Linked DNA regions of Homo sapiens: region 1 is linked to region 2. Evidence: read pairs that join two places in POLR2A ChIA-PET (ENCODE). Cell type or tissue: IMR-90. All regions are shown on one strand.

Region 1 (8,000 bases), 270 kb before region 2:
TGCTTTCTGCTCACCTTTTCAGCCTCATAGTTTCTGTCACTGACAAACACTTCAAGGAGGACAGCAGCTCAGGGTGCTGAGCCCCCCTGAATGCACTTCTCTTCTCCATGAAATTTTGGCCCCTTAGCCCTTAGGCTGCCTTGGTGGCTCATTGTTGCATTCAGACAGATTGGGGGTAGGGTGGGGTATTTACAGAATTTCTAGCTACTAGCAGTGGGAAGGTTAGTTTCATGGAAGCTGATGCATCTGTAGATAATGTGACCACATAATTTATCCTCCAAACAGGGACATTTCTGAGAGTCAAAAGGAGCACTGTTAATAATACTGGACCAACAAGCATGAATTGTGCCGTCCCGGACAATTTGGAACATATGGTCACCCTAATCCTAGCTCCCTTTTGTGTTACCATAAATATATAAACCATAATTAGGGAAAACTCCTTGTTAAACGTCTCTATAAGAACATGGATGGGGTGTGTACCAGTCCATTTCGTACTGCTCTACTCCAAATTCGCCCTTCTTGGCCCTGCTTTGTGATCTTGGAGCTGGACCCTGAAAGTATTTGTCTTGTCAGCTGGTGCCACTGTTAGGTCTTGTCAGTAGAAAGTGCTAGAAGAACACTAGAAGGGACTTCTCTTCCTAGCTCAGTGCTTTTCTTCTGGCTCCTACAGCACAGCTGCCAGTGGGCGGCTTCCCGGTGAGATTTTGCCAGCACCCGACAGAGTTTCCTGCTTGCCATCCTCAGCCTGCAGCACCTCAGCAAACTCCTCCACCATCCGCAGGCCCCGGAGCCACCCTCACCAGTGAACTCTGAATCTCAGCCTTGGAGGGGAGGGAGAGTTTGTTGCTTCCTTGGGTTCCCTATGTCAGCCCTAGAGGTAGTGGCTGCTCCCTTTGTTATTCCTGAATTATCTAGAGTTCCATTTACCCTTCTTCGTAATGAATCCTCCTTTACTAGTTAATAATTTTTTACATTAAATTTTCCCTATTCAAACTACTGGTGTGTCTGAATCCTGACTGATAGGATGCATTAATTATTTCTTTTCACTTGTTGGAGAACAACAGCCTTCAAAGAACATGGAGAACATGGTGGTTGGTGGGTAAAAATAATACACTTACATAGTACTTATCATGTGCTACGCACCAACTCCAAGAACTTGACACCCTATGAAGCAATTTCATCCTCACAGCAACCCCATGAAGCAAGTAGCATTCTCATTTCCTTTCACCAATGAGGAACGTGCAGCACAGTGAGGTCGTGCAGTTTACCAAAACAAGTGGTAAAGCTAAGATTCAAATACAGATTGTGCAACTGAAGATCCATGCCCTCAAACTGTATGGAGTAGATGGCTCATTTTGCAACTTGGAGAACAGTGAGCATGCCTGGCCTTGACAACTCTGTGCCTCTCAGGGTCACCCCCAAGAGAGGCTCTTGTCAGGCTCACAGAAGCCTGTGTATTGGTGGCCAAAGCATTCCAACTTGAAACATGGGAAAGAAAGACCAGTTAGAATTCTGACCCCTAGAGAGGTGAAAACCATGACCCAGGCATGCTGGGCGCCTCTGTGCCTAGATTCCCCTCTGCTGAGGAATGGGGAGGGTTCCTCTGTCAATCCTGGCAAGGGATGGACCCAAACCTATGGGACCAGATAGAGGTCTCGGAGGCCACAGCACAGATGATGACTTTCCTGTGAGAGGACAAAGGAAGAGTTTCAACAGAGCCCGCCAGGGAGCTCTAGGGTTTCAGTAACACTCAAGGTGTTCCTTAGGTCAAAATTTTTGGGTGAGTGGGAAAGCCCACCTTGTGGGGAAGAAGAAAGACAAGAAACTGGAGTAAAACAATCTACATCCATGTTTCTGCTCAACCAACTGGTTGAGTGACTTCAATAGTTGTCCATTGATCATATATACCACAGTTGGCTGAGCCATTCTCCTATTGATGGACATCCTAGGCTCTTTCCTATGTGGGGCTTTTACAAGCTTCTAGGAGCATATGTGTACAAGTATTTTTATTTTTATTTCTCTTGGATAAATACAGAAATGGAATTGCTGGGTTGTAAGGTATGTTTCTGTATAGTTTCTTTGTTTTTAGCATTTTTATTGTGGCAAATTACACATAACATAAAATTTACCATTTTAACTGTTTTTAAATTGTACAATCCAGTGGCATTTAGTACATTATGACGCCCGGCTAATTTTTTTATATCTCCTGACCTCAAGTGATTTGCCCGCTTCAGCCTCCTAAAGTGCTGGGATTACAGGCGTGAGCCACCACACCTGGCTATTTTTTTCTTTTTATAGTGGTAAAATATACAGAACATAAAATTTACCATTTTAACCCTTTTTAAGTGTGTGATTCAGTGGCATTAAATACATTTACGTTGTTGTACAACCATCTCCACTATTCATCTCCGCAACTTTTTTCTCATCTCAACTGAAACCCCATACCCATTAAACAATAACTCTCCATTACCTCCTCCCCCGAGCCCAGTAACCACTATTTTACCTTCTATCTCTACAAATTTGACTATTCTGAGTATTCATAAAAGTGGAATCATACAATATTTGTCCTTTGTGCATGGTTTGTTTCACTTAGCGTAATATTTTTAAGGCTTATTTATGTTGTAACATCTATCAAAACTTCATTTCTTCTTAAGGCTGAATAATATTTCATTATATGTGATACTACGTTTGGTTTATACATTCATCTGTCAATAGACGCTGGGTTGTTTTCATCTTTTAGTTATTGTGACTAATGTTACTACTAACATCGGTGTACAAATATCTGTTTGAGTCCCTGCTTTCAGTTCTCTTGGGTGTATCTCTAAAAGTGGAATTCCTGGAAGATACAGTTAATTCTATGTTCAATTTTTTTGATAAGCCACCATACAGTTTTCCACAGCAGCTGTGCCATTTTTACATTCTCACTAAAAATACACAAGAGTTCCACATCTTCACCAACACTTGCCATTTTATGTTTTGGTTTGTTGTGGTTGCTGTTGTTTTTATAATAGCCATCCTAATGAAATGAAGCACTATCTCACTGTAGTTTTGATTTGCGCATCCCTAATCATTAGTGATGTGAGCATCTTTTTATGGGTTTATCAGCCATTTATATATCTCCTTTGGAGGAATGTCTGTCAAGTCCTTTGCCTATTTTTTAAATTCTGTTGCTTGTTTTTTTTGTTGTTGAGTTTGGGGAGTTGTTTTATATTCTGGCTATTAACCCGTTATCAGATACATGGTTTGCAAATATTTTCTCCCATTTTGTAGCTTGCCTTTTCACTCTCTTGATAGTGTCCTTTGATGCACAAAAGTTTTTAATTTTGATAAAGGTCCTATGTTTGGTGGTTGTTTGGGGCTTTGTTTTTGAGACAGGGTCTATCTCTGTTGCCCAGATTGGAGTGCAATGATGCCATCATAGCCCACTGCAACCTCAGACTCCCGGGCTCATGCAATCCTCCTGCCTGAGCCTCCCCAGTAGATGGGACTATAGGCACACGCCACCACTGTCTGCGAACTTTTTTTTTTAAATTAGAAATGAGGTCTTGCCATGTTTCCCAGGCTTGTCGTGAACTACTGGCCTCAAGGGATTTTCCCACCTCAGCCTCCCAAAACACTGGGATTACGGACATGAGCCCCAGAACCCGACCCCTATGTTTAGTTTTATAAGAAACTATGGAACTCTTTTTTTTCAAATTAGTTGTGCCACCTTATACTCCCACCAGTAATGTTGAGAGTTCCAGTTGCTTGACATCCTCACCAATGCTTCATATTGTCAGTCTTTAATTTTAGCCATTCTACCGGGTGTGTAATAGTATCTCATTGTATATTTAATTTGCATGTTAATTTGCATTTATACAATGCAAATTAATTTGCATATATTTAATTTGAGCATGTCATTAATTGCTCAACTAATGATGTTAAGCAATATTTTGTGTGTGCTTATTGGTCATCTGTGTATCTTTATAAAATGGTTGCTCAAACCTTTTGCCCATTGTTTTGTTGTTTTTTGTTTGTCTTCTTTTTTGTTTTTGGGTTTTGGTCTTTTTTTTTAATTAAGTTGTAGGAGTGGCTAAATGCCTCGGGTAAGTCATTGATTTTCTGTTTCTTTATCTGTAGGTAGCAAGTATGAATTCCTCCATGACATCTGGGCTACAAGAAATGCCAAGCTTGGCCACTGCTCACAGTACCCGGGACTCATAAGAATCCATGCATGCCTTCTCCCATCTAAGACATGCGGGATCCATGCCAGGAAGAATGAGGCACATGCCAGAGGATATGGGGGCTGGGAGGAGGGCACTAACCCAGAGTGATTTGAAATGAGGTAGCATTCAATGGCCCCTGGCAAAAAAGAGAAAGAAGACGAGGGAGCTGAAAAATGTCTTCATGGAGAAAGGAGGGAGGGAAGACAGGGAGGGAGGGGTGGTCCAACTGGCCCTGGAGCAGGGGAAAATGGAAATGTAGCAGATATATAAGCTAAACTGAAATCTCAGCACAGAGCTGGCCTATGAATTTCTCCCAGAGGGACCTTCTGCCTGTGGGGTAAAAGGGAGCATAAACTTCCAGTTCTGTTTGCAGAGAGCCCTGAGGAACTGACACTGACCACAGCCAGATGAGAGGCCTTCTCCTCAGCTGCCAAATTCTGCTCTGCACTGCCCAACAGTGTCTTAGCTAGGGTAGCTGGCTCCATCCCAGGGCCAACAGCCAATTTCGATTACATTAAGGAGGCAGTGTATTGGGGGACCAACAAGTTTTATTGTTTGATACCCTGATCTTAGAACCTAACCCTCCCAGAGGTGCAAATCACAACCATAAACAAATGTATCGTAATAGAGAATTAAGCTTATAAAGATACATCAGTCAGGGGACAGAAACTATACCAATTATTTAACAGAGACAATGTAATACAGAGAACTGTTAACTAGGTTTATGGTTATTAACTAGATAACTGAAAAGTCAAAAAAACAAATCTGCAGTATCACTTAAGTTAGTAACTGCAAGAAGCAGCTACCCACTCGGGCTGAGAGAACAAAGGAAGAAGTTGAACCACTAAAGCTTAGAAGTTGGAGGAAGAGCCCTCTGCATAATTGAAACTCAGACTTCTGAGGAAAGGCTCCAGCATCTGCACTGGCATCTCTGCTGTGGTCACTTTAAAGCTGGTTCTGCAGGTATTGGGAAAACCACAGGGTGGGTTTGGAAACTGCTAAGGGAGCCAGGGCTTAGTGGCTCACGCCTGTAATCCCAACACTTTGAGAAGCCAAGGTGGGAAGATCGCTTGAGCCAAGGACTTTGAGAGCAGCTTGGGCAGCATATCGAGGACCTATCTCTACAAAAAATTTAAAAATGAATCCAGTGTGGTGATGCGCACCTGTAGTCCCAGCTGCTTGGGAGGCTGAGGCAGGAGGATCACTTGAGCTCAGGAGTTCAGGGTTGCAGTGAGCTGTCATCACACCACTGCACTCCAGCCTGGAGCAACAGAGTGAGACAGCTCCAGAGTGAGACCCCCGTCCCTACCACTACTACTGCTAATAATAATAATAGTGCCAAGCTTGTGAAACCGGGTCCAAATGGAAAGTGATAAGTACTCAACTATCTCCCTCAGTGGGTGTGAATAAGGACACTTCCAGCCTCATCCCTTGGCCACTCAAGGAACCAGCCTCGGGATGAAGCTAATGCTATGGGTAGCAGATGGGAGGGATGGAAAGAACCAGGGTCCATGATGGCGATGCTGAGTCACGGGCTCACTCTCCTCTGGGTATCCAGTTGTGTAAGCCTTCTGTCTTTCTGTTGATTACAGCATTGTTTAACTAAGGCCTCTGCTACTTTGCAGCCACAAGCATCTTGATAGATTAGGAAAGCAAAAAAGAGGATAAAAAAGAAACCAGGAAAAGGGATGTGTGGTAGATGAAATAATCCTTCTTGGTTCTTTTCAAAAATCTCCTGTCCTGATCCCCGGAATCTGAGTATGTCACCTTACAAAACAAAAGGGGATGTTGCAGATGTGATTAAGTAGTTCGATGAAGAGATTATCCTGGATTATCTGGGTAGGCCCAATGTAATCACAAGGATTAGTTACAGAGGAAATGTGACAACAAAAAAAGAGAATGAAATGATGTGTTTTAATGAAGAAGGAAGGCACCCTGTGAGCCAAGGAATGCAGGTGGCTTCTAGAAGGTGGAAAAGGCAAGAGAACAGATTTTCTTCTAGAGTTCTCAGAAATAATGCAGCTCTGACAATACCTTGATTTAGCCTATAAGACCCATTCAGACTTCTGACCTTCAAAACTATAAGACAATACATTTGTGTTGTTTTAAGGCACTAAGTTTGTGATTTTTTTCAATTTATTTTATTTTATTTTTTCGTAAAGACAGCATCTGGCTATATAGCCCAGGCTGGTCTCAAATTCCAGGCCTCAAGCCATCCTTCCTCCCTGGCCTCCCGAAGTGCTGGGATTATAGGTTTGAGCCACCATGCTGGGCCTGTGGTAATTTATTATAGCAGCTATAGGAAACTCACACAACATGGTAGTTACAAAACCAAAAGAAGATGCTACGAATAAGTACAAATGTAGCAATAATTAAATAGATATGAAAGAGTTGAATCCAATGACTACTAAACACGTAACTAACAGATTGGATTTTTTTTAAACTCCAGGTAGGTGCCCTTCATGAAAGATATATCTAAAACAAAATGATGCAGGGAAACCATATACCTGTTGTCTCAGTTATCTACTGCAGTATAACAAACCACCCTCAAAACTTAATGACTTAGTGCCGGGCACGTGGCTCATGCCTATAATCCCAGCACTTTGGGAGGCCGAGGCGGGTGGATCTCTTGAGGTCAGGCGTTCGAGACCAGCCTGGCCAACATGGTGACATCCTGTCTCTACTAAAAATACAAAGTTAGCCGGGCATGGTGTCACGCGCCTGTAATCCCAGTTACTTGGGAGGCTGAGGCAGTAGAATCATTTGAACCCGGGAGGTGGTGGTTGCAGTGAGCCAAGATTGTGCCACTGCACTTCAGCCTGGGCGACAGAGTGAGACTGTCTCAAAAAACAAAACCAAACCAAACCTTAATGACTTAGGAAGGTGGCTTTAGTGGCCGCATGAAGCACACCCTGATTGCCGAGGAACAAGAGTGCAAAGCTAAGAAACTGAGGCATTTTGAAGAGTTTGAAGACACTTGGCTTCCTTATCTGACCCCCAAAGATGAATTCTATCAGCCGTGGCAGCTGAAATATCCTAAATTAATTCTCCAAGAAGCCAGCAGTGTATCTGGGGAGCTCCATAAAGAGGCTCAAGAGGCCGGGCGCAGTGGCTCACGCCTGTAATCCCAGCACTTTGGGAGGCCGAGGCAGGAGGATCACGAGGTCAGGAGATCGAGACCATCCTGGCTAACACGGTGAAACCACATCTCTACTAAAAATATTTTTAAAAATTAGCCGGGCGTAGTGGTGGATGCCTGTAGTCCCAGCTACTCGGGAGGCTGAGGCAGGAGAATGGCGTGAACCTGGGAGGCAGAGCTTGCAGTGAGCTAAGATCGAGCCACTGCACTCTAGCCTGGGAGACAAAGTGAGACTCCGTCTCAAAAAAAAAAAAAAAAAAAAAAAGAGGCTCAAGAAGCTTTTCTCACACTGCACAAGCATGGCTGCTTATTTTGAGCCCTGGTTAGGATCCAAGGCAAAGATTTGCTCACTTCAGTATCTCCCATCCTCATTGGTAATCCAGGTTGCACCTACAAGTCCCTGAACACTAGGTTCTTTATGGTACCATGGCCAGTGAAAGGGTCTAATATAAAATACACCGAGGGTCAGGTGCAGTGACTCACGCCCTGTAATCCAGCAATTTGGGAGGCCGAGGTGGGCAGATCACTTGAGGCCAGGAGTTCCAGACCAGCCTGGCCAAAATGGTGAAACCCTGTCTCCACTAAAAAAAATACAAAAATTAGCATGATGGCATGGACGGACCTGCAATCCCAGCTACTCGGGAGGCTGAGGCAGG
Region 2 (8,000 bases):
ACAAACAAAAAATACTACCACAATGGGGATTAAGTTTCTTTTTTCTTTTTTTCAGACAGAGTTTCACTCTTGTCGCCCAGGCTGGAGTGCAACGGTGTGATCTCGGCTCACCGCAACCTCCGCCTCCCAGGTTCAAGCGATTCTCCTGCCTCAGCCTCCCGAGTAGCTGGGATTATAGGCATGCGCCACTACGCCCAGCTAATTTTTTGTATTTTTAGTAGAGAGGGGGTTTCTCCATGTTGGTCAGACTGGTCTCAAACTCCCGACCTCAGGTGATCTGCCCGCCTCGGCCTCCCAAATTGTTGGATTACAGGCATGAGCCACCGCTCCCAGCCCTTTTTTTTTTCCTTTGAGACGGAGTCTCGCTCTGTCGCCCAGGCTGGAGTGCAGTGGCGCCATCTCGGCTCACTGCAAGCTCCGCCTCCTGGGTTCACGCCATTCTCCAGCCTCAGCCTCCCAAGTAGCTGGGACTACATGCGCCCGCCACCAAGCCTGGCTAATTTTTTGTATTTTTAGTAGAGACGGTTTCACCATGTTAGCCAGGACGGTCTCAATCTCCTGACCTCATGATCCGCCTGTCTTGGCCTCCCAAAGTGCTGGGATTACAGGCAGGAGCCACCATGCCGGCAATGGTTGTAATCTTTTTTTTTTTTGAGATGGAGTTTTGCTCTTTTGCCCAAGCTGGAGTGCAGTGGTATGATCTTGGCTCACTGCAACCTCTGCCCTCCGGTTTCAAGCTATTCTCCTGCCTCAGCCTCCCGAGTAGCTGGGATTACAGGCGCCCACCACCACGCCCGGCTAATTTTTGTATTTTCAGTAGAGACTGGTTTCACCATGTTGGCCAGGCTGGTCTCGAACTCCTGACCTCGTGATCCTCCTGCCTTGGCCTCCCAAAGTGCTGGGATTACAGGCGTGAGCCACCGCGCCTGTCCGATTGTAATCTTAATGAGAAGTTTTTGCCTCTCTGACCGACTCATCTGGATTGATGCATTTTTATGGAGTGCCGTTAAACCTTTTAGATTTTCTTTGCCTCCTGGTCCTTATGGTTAAGAACCTGCCCTACACCATTCTGTGCCCAGCATTAACAACTTCAGTTGTAGGGCAGGGAAATTCAGATGGATGAAGTTCATCAGATGCTCCTCAAATACCTCACTGCTGGTCACATTGCCTGTCTCACACCGCTGCTACCCAAATGCCAAGAGTTAGGGCCTTGCAAAGGAAACAGAAAACACGTGGGAGGCACAATCACCTGAGGAGTGAGGTTATGCTTGGTGCCAATCACTGAAGAAACAGTAAGTCCTTAGATTGGAAATAAAAACGAGGGTACAGGACAAGGTGAGGTGCAGAAGGTCTTTCTCTCTTGGCTCTCAGTTGCTTAAACAGTAGGTGGTTGTCTTATGGCCCTTGGCACCTAAGGACAGGTGAGGACCTGGAGCATGATGGACCAAGACCAGGGGCTGGTGAAGCTGTGCCAATTCCTTTGGTCTAGAACAGTGGTCTTCAAACACTGCCCTGCGAAGCTCCCAGATTATAGAGATCCTCTGGGGACTGCTTAGAATAGGATAGTAAAAGAGAGTAAAGAGGCCTAGCTGGTCTTGCCCTTTACTCTCTAAGCTCCCCCTAACCCAAGAGAGTTCCTTTTTATCTATTTATACATCAAGATTTTGCAAGCCATATTGTTTTTTTAAATGGCTCCACTGCTTAAAACAAACAAACAAAAAAACCCAGTAAATTAAGTTTAGCCTAAAGCTGCCTCCTACATATTTTAAGTTCTGCCTAAAGGTTTCTTTTTCACATGGTAAACTGTAACTTAACGGGATGTGTAAACAGGCTACAAACTACTCCAGTACCAATCTCCAAGTTTTGCCAAACAAAGGTAACCAAATGTTTGAACCCTATTCAAATAAGGCAAACGCTGCAGGGTAACCAATCCAGCTGTTTCTGTGTGTCACTTTCTTTTTCTGTCCATAAATTCTCTGACCACACAGCAGCATGGAGTTGCTCTGTACCTCTTCTTGTTCTGGGGGTTGACCAAGTCACAAGTCGTTCTTTGCTCAATTAAACTCTGTTAAATTTAATTTGTCTAAAGTCTTTCTTTTAACAAAATGAACAAACAAAACTGAAAGTGGCTGAAATCAATGAAGAAACTGATGCTCAGAAAGGGCAGGCAATTTTCCGAAGATCACACATCTCTTCAGTAGTAAAGCCAAGATTCAAATGACCAGGTCTGTCTCTAAAAACTGTGCTCCTTTACAAAAGAAACAAGTAATTTCCCTGGCTCTCCGCAAAGACACATGCCATTTAGAAATTATGAGACCGTCCAGGCGCGGTGGCTCATGCCTGTAATCCCAGCACTTTGGGAGGCCGAGGCGGGTGGATCACTTGAGGCCAGGGGTTCGAGACCAACCTGGCCAACATGACGAAACTCCATCTCTACTAAAAATACAAAAATTAGCCGGGTGTGGTGGCAGGTGCCTGTAATCCCAGCTACTTGGGAGGCTGAGGCAGGAGAATAGCTTGGACCTGGGAGGCGGAGGCTGCAGGAGCCGAGATCACGCCACCGCACTCCACCCTGGGCAACAGAGCAAGACTCTATTTCCAAAAAAAAAAGGGGGCCGGGCACGGTGGCTCACATCTGTAATCCCAGCACTTAGGGAGGCCGAGGCGGGCAGATCCCGAGGTCAGGAGATTGAGATCATCCTGGGTAACACGGTGAAACCCTGTCTCTACTAAAAATACAAAAAAATTAGCTGGGCATGGTGGCACGTGCCTGTAGTCCCAGCTATTCGGGAGGCTGAGGCAAGAGAATCACTTGAACCCGGGAGGTGGAGACTGCAGTGAACTGAGATTGCACCACTGTACTGGTCCAGTCTGGGTGACAGAGTGAGATTCCGTCTCAAAAAAGAAAAGAAAAAGAAGTCATAAGACCAAGGAGAGATCTCATGCTATCTCATGGAGGACAAAACCCTTACTATGTTCGAGAAATAGCACTTGTTTTTGTTTTTTTTTTTTTAAAGACATGATCCTATTATATTGACCAGGCTGGCCTCACCCTTCTGGGCTCAAGTGACCCTCCTACCTCAGTGTCTTGAGTAGCTGAAACATATGCAAATGCCATCATGCCTGATACTCCTGCTTTTTCTTGATGCCATTCATCAGCACCTAATATATATTTAATTAAAAAAATTATTAAACTTTATTTAACACTTTTGAGGAGTACTGGTCAGGTATTCTGTAGATAATGTAGATAAATGTCTGTATTTGCTTTTTAAAGTTATCATCTCCCTCCACCCCTAGAATATAAGGGCCAAAGCTACAGATTTTGTTGATTTTGTTCATTGCTATTGTGAACAAAAGTTCTCTGAAAAGGAATCTAGAGGAAAAAAGAGTATTGCAGTGGACAGTTTGCAAACCTCAGAGATGCGGCCTTCACTATAAAAGAAGGTGTGGTCCAAAGAACAAAGGGAGGAGTTGGGTTTTATAACAAAAGTTTGGGCCCCATTTCCTGATCAGGTCCATTTATGCAAATGAAGGATTCAAACTTGCTTAGTTCCAATTGGGTGATGCAGCTGAGTGTTGATTGGTCAACACAGCTGAGCCTTGATTTGTTGATACAGCTGAGGCCTGATTGGTTGGTTCAGTTGAGCTTTGATTGATTGGTTCAGGTGAGCTCCAAAAGTCCCAAAGTTAAAGAAGTAGGGGTTTTCTGGAAACTCGGAGTACATTTGTAACCTCTAGTCCGCAAATGGCTGCTTGGCTCTTTTTTTTTTTTTTTTTTTTTTTTTGAGACAGAGTCTTGCTTTGTTATCAGGCTGGAGTGCAGTGGCGGGATCTCAGCTCACTGCAACCTCTCCCTCCTGGGTTCAAGTGATTCTCCTGCCTCAGCTTCTCGAGTAGCTGGGACTACAGGCAAGCATCACCACACTCAGCTAATTTTTGTTATTTTAGTAGAGACGGGGTTTCACCATGTTGGTCAGAATGGTCTCGATCTCTTGACCTCATGATCTGCCCGCCTTGGCCTCCTAAAGTGCTGGGATTACAGGCGTGAGCCACTGTACCCAGCCTGGCTCTATTTGAAATTTATGTCATTAGCCCATTGAATCCATCTTGAAGGGTAGCCTCTTTCAGGTTCACTTTTATTCACCCTGTTGTTTCAGATACTAGAACGGTGCCTAACCACATACCAATTTCTCAGTAAATGTTGTTGAATAGAAGGAAGGACAAATAAATCATGGTCCCAAAATAGGGGATCATAGAGGTAAATAATGTCACAAGCCGTCTGCCAGGGTGCCCAGAGATGACGGTGGATGTTGACATCCGAGTGCCTGTGATGTATCTGGGTTCACACTGAGTGTTGGTAGGGCCAATAGACATTCCAAGGAATGTACTGATCATCTTGGCAGGACCCTGGGGGCTTCTGGAGAAGTGTGGGACACAGGGAGAGCCAGGAATCTTGGCCTCACCCAGAAGGCCAATCGGCCTCGGTGGCATGCGCCTGTAATCCCAGTTACCCAGGAGGCTGAGATGGGAGTCTTGCTTGAGCACAGGAGTTTGAGACCAGCTTGGGCAACGTAGTGAGACCCTGTCTCAAAAACAAAAACTAAACAAAACCCAGCAGGGCAAACAACCAGCTATAAGGGAAGGCAGCCACCCCTGTACCGGCCTTTCTCTGGGGCTTTATCTGGGTGATGGGACTCTTGGGATTAGAGCATTGTTACTGTTGGTTCTGGGCAATTATTTCTAGGTCAAGGTGGGGTTACCTGGCTGTGGGTTTCTTCAGGTGGCATTTGAAATTCCTGGGTACTCTGGATTCCAAGGAAGGCATTAACGAGGGGGTTCTTTCTCTCTGGCAAAGGATAGGTTGAAACTGAAGTGCTAGGGCAGGCGCGGTGGCTCATGCCTGTAATCCTAGCACTTGGGGAGGCTGAGGCAGGTGGATTGCCTGAGCTCAGGAGTTTGAGACCAGCTTGGGCAACGAGGTGAAACCCCGTCTCTACCGAAAAATACAAAAAATTAGCCAGGCATGGTGGCGTGCACCTGTGGTCCCAGCTTCTTGAGAGGCTGAGGTGGGAGGATCATTTGAGCCTCGGAGGCAGAGGTTACAGTGAGCCGAGATTGTGCCACTGTGCTCCTGCCTGGATGAGGGAGCGAGACCTCATCTACGAAAGAAAGAAAGAAAGAAGGAAAAAAAGAAAGAAAGAAAGAAAGAAAGTAGGAAGGAAGGAAGGAAGGAAAGGAAGGAAGGAAAGGAAGGAAGGGGAAGGAAGGAAAGGAAGGAAGTAAGGGGAAGGAATGAAGGAAGGGGAAGGAAGGAAGGGAAGAAAGGAAGGGGAAGGAAGGAAGGAAGGAAGGAAGGAAGGAATTGATCCTAGCACTTTGGGAGGCTGAGACGGGCAGATTGCCTGAGCTCAGGAGTGCAAGACCAACCTGGGCAACACGGTGAAATCCCATCTCTACTAAAATACAAAAAATCAGCCAGGCATGGTGGTAAGTGCCTGTAATCCCAGCTACTCAGGAGGCTGAGGCACGAGAATTGCTTGAACCTGAGAGGTGGAGGTTGCAGGGAGCTGAGATCGTGCCACTGCACCCCAGCCTGGGCAACAAAGCAAAACCCCAAACTCAAAATTCAAAAAAAAAAAAGAAGAAGAAGAAAAAGAAATTGAAGTGCTGAAAAACAAACTTGCTGTACCTACCACATCTCAACTCTCAAGAGACCCACAGGTGGGGGAGGGGGGAGGGATAGCATTAGGAGATATACCTAACGCTAAAGGATGAGTTAATGGGTGCAGCACACCAACATGGCACATGTATACATATGTAACAAACCAGCACGTTGTGCACATGTACCCTAAAACTTAAAGTATAAAAAAAAAAAAAAAAGAGACCCACAGGCGCTTCACCTTCGGTAATTCAACTGTGTGGTCATGGAGTATTCGGTCCCCGCCAGGATGCCTTCAGGCCTGGAAGGTGGCCTTACTGCAGGTGTCTCTTTTTTTCTTTTTTTTTTTTTGGATGCTAGATAGGTTTTTGTTCTCTTCCACCAGTGTCAAAATACAAAGTTTTAGGGCCCTAGTGTTTTCAGGTTCTGAGACAAAGAAGCATCACCCCAAGATTGGGAGCATCTGTCTTTGGCATGAATCTTGGGCCAGGGTATGTGAAGAGCAATACAGGGATGAAGATGGTCTTGCACTTCCCCCAAATAATGGTTGCAGCTGGCGGGGCGCGGTGGCTCACACCTGTAATCCCAGCACTTTGGGAGGCCGAGATGGGCAGATCACGAGGTCAGGAGATTGAGACCATCCTGGCTAACATGGTGAAACCCCATCTCTACTAAAAAATACAAAAAAAAAAAAAAAAAAAAAAAACACAACTAGCCAGGCGTGGTGGCGGGCAATTGTAGTCCCAGCTACTCGAGAGGCTGAGGCAGGAGAATGGCGTGAACCCAGGAGGCGGAGCTTGCAGCAAGCCCAGATCAGGCCACGGCCCTTCAGCCCAGGCAACAGGGTGAGACTCCATTTAAAAAAAAAAAAAAATAATAATAATGGTTGCAACCATTGAAGCTGAACATATGCTCTTTTTCAGGAGGTCAATCAAAGGGAGTGGTGTGGGAAAGACAGGAATTTTACCAGGGGAAGAGTGTACAAAGCCCAGGAACTACTTTGTGTCTCCAATGGCTTGAGGAGTTTCCAATCTAGAACCATGGTTCCCTTTGTTAGGGTCAGCATAGCCTGGCTGAAGATGTTTCTTAGGATGGCCCCCCCAGGTCATGGCAACACATTGTCTCTGTTTCTGGAGAGGCAATCATATTAGTTGTTGGGGAGAGAGGGTTTGTTAAGTTACTGGTTTTTTTTCTTTTTAAAAAATATTCTATTCCAGTCCGTGGCTTGCCTTTTTTATTTATTTATTTACTTATTTATTTTAGAAACAGGGTCTGGCTCTTTCACCCAGGTTGGAGTGCAATGGTGCGATCATGGCTCACTGCAGCCTTGACTTCCCGGCTCAAGTGATCCTCCCACCTCAGCATCCCAAGTAGCTGGGGCTACAGGCATGCACCACCACACCCAGCTATTTGTTTTGTTTTTGTTTTGTTAGAGAAGAGGTTTCGCCACATTGCCCAAACTGGTCTGAAACTCCTGGGCTCAAGTGATCCTACTGCCTCGGCCTCTCAAAGTGCTGGGGTTACAAGCATGCGCCACTGCACCCAGCCATAAGTTACTGTTTCAAAGAGAATTTCAGAATGCGGTGGCTTAAAGAACAAACGCTGATTTCCGTCTCACACAGCAACTGAGATGAGCGTCTAGGTCGGCAGGCAGCTCTGCTCTTGAAGTCACTGAGGGGTCAGGTTTCTTCCTCTTGTAGCTCTTTCTTCTTCATCTTCCTGGTTGAGGCTGGATCGTTGCCTTATTCAGGCTCCAGCAGCAGGGAAGAGACCCTGACGAGAACACGCCGTTCAATTAAGGGCCTGGTCTCACTGCCGCTCTCTTGCCAATCATGAGGACTTAGTACTTGGCCATACCTTACCCAAAGATTGCCCAGGACATGCAGCCTTGCTATAACTGCTTCCTTACTCAGGAAGAAAGGGAGAGTGGATTTGGGGGGCATCTAGCTATCCAACCCCATGGTGGCAGGGAAGTCAACTGACATTCAGAACTATGAGGCCAAGTTCAAGGAATATACATTGAACTAAAAGCCCCTTTAGGATAAACACTGATGAAAAGTTCATCTTTGGGCTGGGTGTGATGGCCCACGCCTGTATTCTAGCACTCTGGGAGGCCTGAGATGGGAGGATCTCTTGAGCCCAGGAGTTCAAGACCAAACTGGGCAACACAGTGAGACCCTGTTTCTACAAAGAAAAAAAAAATTAGCTGGGTGTGGTGACGAGTGCCTGTGGTCCCAGCTACTTGGGAGGCTGAGACAGGAAGATCACTAGAGCCCAGGAGGTTGCAGCTGCAATGGAGCTGTGATCCTGCCACTGCACTCTAGCCTACCTGACAAAGTAA

Evidence for each region. Peaks named below come from ENCODE experiments on the same cell type or tissue, not always from the same donor. Only the 100,000 strongest peaks of a DNase experiment are listed, where the experiment ranks them.
Region 1: POLR2A ChIA-PET joins it to region 2 with 16 read pairs; 2 of 35 experiments call an interaction of 5 or more read pairs at or near these places.

What each region holds. Positions count from the first base shown.
Region 1 is chr2:42,797,818-42,805,817 of GRCh38, reverse strand. It overlaps the pseudogene FTOP1. Among named protein-coding and RNA genes, the nearest start is that of TRI-TAT2-1, 8.7 kb to the left of the region's middle. In IMR-90, no CTCF peak of the experiment used is centred here; a DNase peak (open chromatin) is centred at 1,217; H3K27ac peaks cover 633 bases; H3K27me3 peaks cover 472 bases.
Region 2 is chr2:42,522,838-42,530,837 of GRCh38, reverse strand. It overlaps a transcript of MTA3 not described here. Among named protein-coding and RNA genes, the nearest start is that of KCNG3, 33 kb to the right of the region's middle. RefSeq lists enhancers at 4,809-5,309, 5,310-5,810. In IMR-90, no CTCF peak of the experiment used is centred here; no DNase peak of the experiment used is centred here; H3K27me3 peaks cover 144 bases.